2 separate regions of the Homo sapiens genome follow, and region 1 is linked to region 2. Evidence: chromatin loops called from intact Hi-C (ENCODE). Cell type or tissue: heart left ventricle. All regions are shown on one strand.

Region 1 (2,500 bases), 310 kb before region 2:
GTTTATTTTGGTATAAAAATAAATCCATGGTAGAGTCTGTGATGGAAAATGTCCCCTCCCCACCCAGCTGCTCTCACAGGGGAAAGCTGACTTTTCCACACTCTCAGAAGGGGTCCCCACAGGCAGTGCTACCGACTTGGGCCAGCTGCAGTCCAGGGTCCCGACCCATGGGCTCATGCTCCACCAGGGAGGAGACAGTTGTTTTTCAGTCTGTCTGTGTTTCTTCTCCTCTTTTCAGTCCTCTGTATACATCTACTACCTTATCACTGCCCAGCTGGCCACAGCTGATGGAAGGGCTTAGTTACTCTCATGAGAAACTGGGGGGAAAAGTTATTTTATCTCTAGATTAATTTTGAACTTTTTGCACTTGAGAAGAGCTATAATCGTGCTAGGATTGGTACATCATTGGGAGTAGATAGGAGCCTATGCTTTAGATCAGATAGTTGTGTGGTCATGGGCAAATTGCTTAACCGCTCTGAGCTTCAGCTTCCTCATCTGTAAAATGGGCAGAACAGTCATACCTGCCTCACGGAGGGGCAAAGATATACAATAAGTGAGCAAAAGCAGATAAACGGCTTAGTGGACACACAGCCTGGTGCCCAGTCAGCACTCAGTCAATGCCAGCTCTTCTTGGCTATTGCAATGTGGGGATGCTCTCTTGGGACTTCCCCCTTTGATCTGTGATTTTTTTTTTCTTTTCTTTTCTCATCTTGACTACTAGGTGGCAAGCTTCTTTATCTTTCTTCAAAATTCTCTGCAGCTAACATTACATTATAATGATCATTTAGTCACTAATACTACTTGTCATTGAATGGATTCATAATATAGCCAGCATGTTCTACTTTGCTTTTAAAAATTATGGTCGAACCTGCATTTTAAATCTTTTGAGACATCAAAACAAAATTAAAGTTTACTATGAGTTGATGCAAAAGTCTACATGCTCACATTTTGCAGAAAAGCAAGTCTAACTGTTTGAGAGTTTTGCTATAACCTAGCACTAGGCGATATCCTTTTACTTCACTATAGTTCATTTGATGAGCTGACATTAGGAGCTACAAATGAAGTAACACGGACTCGTACTGGTAAGAAGAGACTACAGATGAAAAGGAGTGGGAGAATGAAGGAGGGAATAAAAAGAAAGGTCTAAGCGATAAAAGAAGTAGGAACTGGAGCAACCCTGTAGAAGATCAGTGAATCGGCTGAGAGTTGGTTTTGGAAAAGTGAAAATAACCCAGATGCATAGACTGCGTGGAATCGACAGCAAATAGAGACTGCCCGGCAGTGCAAGGTGGGGGAAGCTGGACCACTTGAGGGCTGTTTCTATCAGATGCCAGGCTACTTTCCAAGCTACCATAAGATTTAGAATAAAAGCAGGGCGAACCCTGTGGCAGCGGCTTGTGTGGCACAACAGAGTAGGGTGAGTCCTTGAGAGAGTAGGGGCGGTCCTGACCCCAGCGGGAGCAGGGGATTCTGGGTAGTTTTCAAAATGGAGGCTCGCCCTCTAGTGGTGCCTGGAGAGAATTGCGGGCACATGACCCTCAATCTGATGTTCAGCAGGGGTGAGTCCCTATAGTTTAATGCTCCGAGCTGACGGTGGGCCAGGCAACCAGAGATGCAGAAAGCTGATTCCTGCCCTCAGGGATTTTACAGGGTGAGAACAACACGGAACAGGCCATTTCAACTCATACTCAGGTCCCATCTCTCTTGGGGGACCTCTTGTTCCCCGCTCTAAGCCACAGCCTCCTCTTCCTCCAGCAGTCTCACCCCTCAACAGTTCCCTTCCCCGCAGGGCAACTGCCTTTTTCTGGTTACGGGCTGAACTGTCACCTTTCAGCCTCTAAAATTCCTATGTTGAAGCCCTGACTTCCAGCTCCTCCGAAAAATGTGACTGTATTTGGAGAAGTGTCTTTGAGGTAATTGGGGTGAAATGAAGTCACATGGGTGGGCTCTAATCCTTATAAAAAGAGATAAGGACACAGACAACAACACACAGACGGAGGGACGACCCTGTGAGGACACAGCGAGAAAGTGGCCGTCCACAAGCCAAGGAGAGAGGCCCCATGAGAAACCGATCTTGCTGACACCCTGACCCTGGACTGCCGGCCTCCAGCACTGTGAGAAAGGACACGAGTGTTGTGGAAGCCACCCAGTTTGTGGCTGGCTGGGCAACCAGAGCAGAAGAAGGCGCTCCCCAAGTCTGTATGGCCCCTCCCCGCCCAGCCTGCCCAGCGGCCTCTCTCTCCTGAGCCGTCTGGCCAGCTCCTCCTAGCACATTCTAGACATGGCCTTTGCCACACTCCTCCTGCTAATTCCTAATCTGGGATAACCAAACCAGTGGTCACATGAGAATTCCTGCTCTACAGCCTGGCTGCCGTAGGAGCACAGCACGCAGCCGTGTGAAGTGGGGCCAGTTCCACACCCGCAACAACAATTCCCCCATCCCTGGTCAGTACCACACGTCCAGCTCCATGGCTATTCCCAACCCGCACCTCTCGTCCTG
Region 2 (2,500 bases):
TCTTTATAGCAGTGTGAAAACAAACTAATACATATAGTTAGACATTACTTAAGTGCTAAACACAACATTCACCGAATATTCAAGAGTTAATATATGTCAGCACAATGATGATACCAATATGGCTTCTAAATTAATAGTTAATGTTTTACAGTAACTTTTCATAAACCATTTTCTTGTCAGGTAACAACAAGAATATACACACATTTATTTTTAAAAGCCTTCTGTCAAGTTGCATTAAAAGCAGGTTGCAACATGATTGGCAGAATTAAGAAGCCTTTGAAACAGGTAACACAGTTGCATTTAAGTGTGGGCAACGAGAACATATTTTATATCTTAGATCTAGTTTATTAAAGAGACCTTAAATTAAAAAAAAAAAAACAGAGCAAATGGATCATCTGGAGAATTCAGAGCTAAAGTGATTAATTAGACCTTATTTTGTCTTGAACAGATTTACTAAGCATTTTTCAAATAGCCACATTGTTTGTAATTACCAAAATCACACCTCCATTGGCCAGCCTAAGTTACTTCATGCATGAATGACAATCTGATGGAACACTCTTGTTAGAGCTTCATTCTTCATTGTAATTAGCCATAATCATAGCCTTCCTGGGTGCATGAGAATGTGCAAGCCGCTATTCACAACCCCAACCCATTTGAATATGAATCTTCTCAGTAAGGAGCAATAAAATAGGAGAAACAAAGCAGTTTCTCTAGGGAATTTTGTAAAGCATCTCTACTCTAATTCTGCCTCCCTTCAAAATGTTCCCTCTCCGGTATCTGGATTCTATTTGCTAAAACAAGGGTGGCTTAATGAGGACAATGGCTTATTATTTCTTAAGTGACACGGGAGGGCCCAAGTATTCCAGGCTTAGTTCTTTCAGTCTTTGCCAAGGACACAAGGAACAAAAGAACAAGCAAGTGTGCGTGGAAAAGAGAACTCGGACTGGGCTATACTCTGTGAACTCTCGGAGCAAGATGGGGGCCTTTGCTATTCCGGAGCTCAAAGGCTGTTGCTTGCTTGCTTTCTTCTTTCTCCCCTCTTTACCCACCCCGCTGCAAATGACTCAGACATTATAGAAAAAGGCTCAAAGCAGCAGGGATTGAAAACAAAGGCTAAGTGGAGGAGGGGTGACATGTCTGATCCCGTCCCAAGCACATTCATAGTGAGCCACCTACTGGCAACTCTACTTTTCCTTCTGTTATTGTCTAATCACCTAAACCTCTTCAGGGAAAACCTAGGTAAACCCGCTGGAGTCACTCCAGATGCCTTCTCAGCCAAAAATGGGAAAAACAAAATTCAGGGGGAAATAAGCTTCAGAGTAGTGCTGTGTCTTCAGAAGAAAACTCAATCCTTCCAGCAAAACTATGGCTAAGTAGCAGGTGTAAAGAATTATTCAAACGGCTATTTGTAAAAGAATCATCATTTGACTTATGAAGCAAAATCAACTACTTATTTACACTAATCACATCATATATGAAAAGTGTGGTGCTGCACACGCTACAGATCTGGTGCTCCTTCAAGACCTTTACCATTTGTGTGGAGAGATTTTTTTCTTCGAGACGTGCCGCTCACCTATTAAGATACCTGTTTAGATTATTTGCTACCAGAAGATGCTCCAGGGCTGCAGGAGACTCGGGATGATTCTCTGATCATCTCCTGGGCTTGGACCTTCATCATGTTGAAATGACTCTCCCAAGGCCACACAGCCGGTTGAATGTATCACTATTAAAGTACCCGATAACAATACAATTCAGCACTTCCACGGCTATATGCACAATGCAGTTTTAGGCCAGGTGCGGTGGCTCATGCCTATAATCCCAGCACTTTGGGAGGCCGAAGTGGGAAGATAGCTTGAGGCCAGGAGTTCAAGACCAGACTGGACAAAAGAGTGAGACCCTATCTCTACAAAAAATTTAAAAAATTACCAGGCATGGTGGCACACTACTGTAGTCCCAGCTACTCGGGAGGCTGAGGTGGGAGGATCTCTTTTGATCCTAGAAGTTCGAGGCCGCATTGAGCTGTAATCACACCACTGCACTCCAGCCTGGGTGACAGAGCCAGACCAAGTCTCTAAACACAACAATAACAACAACAACAACAAAACCAAAACTCGCAGCTTTGGACCTGAACAAGGATAAGTGGCCCTCCCGGTCAAGGAAGGCATAAAGTCCGGCATGGGTGGAGGTGGCCTGGGACGCTGTCTGAGAAATGAGGGGCAGAACCTGAACCCGGACTCCGTGAGAAGGGGCCATAACTGACTAGCAACAACATCTGTTCACTGGTGCCCAAGGAAGGCCAGTTAAATCACCTGTCTCCCACCCAGTGTCCACTGTGCTCCAGGAACTGCTACGCCCTATGGAGGCATCTCCAGTGGAGAAAACATGACTAAACGTCCCAGAAGCAGGGAGTTGGGGCGCTGGGAAGCTGGGGTGGGAACACACACCGCTGGGACGATTGGGGGTATCTATTCCCATGTCCCTTGTCATAAGTTACATTCAA

What was found. A loop is a pair of places that touch in the nucleus more often than their neighbours do. Peaks named below come from ENCODE experiments on the same cell type or tissue, not always from the same donor. Only the 100,000 strongest peaks of a DNase experiment are listed, where the experiment ranks them.
Region 1: a loop joins it to region 2, with 2.3 times the contacts of the local background. A loop is called at or near these places in 6 of 110 quality-filtered maps.

The regions. Positions count from the first base shown.
Region 1 is chr6:163,169,463-163,171,962 of GRCh38, reverse strand. The region is part of intron 4 of PACRG (parkin coregulated); the gene reads right to left. Among named protein-coding and RNA genes, the nearest start is that of PACRG-AS3, 21 kb to the left of the region's middle. In heart left ventricle, a CTCF peak has its summit at 1,504 (motif pointing left); no DNase peak of the experiment used is centred here.
Region 2 is chr6:162,855,647-162,858,146 of GRCh38, reverse strand. All of the region lies in intron 2 of PACRG (parkin coregulated), which reads right to left. Among named protein-coding and RNA genes, the nearest start is that of PACRG, 130 kb to the right of the region's middle. RefSeq lists enhancers at 330-892, 996-1,290, 893-1,456, 1-2,349. In heart left ventricle, a CTCF peak has its summit at 1,177 (motif pointing left); no DNase peak of the experiment used is centred here; H3K4me3 peaks cover 486 bases; H3K27ac peaks cover 545 bases.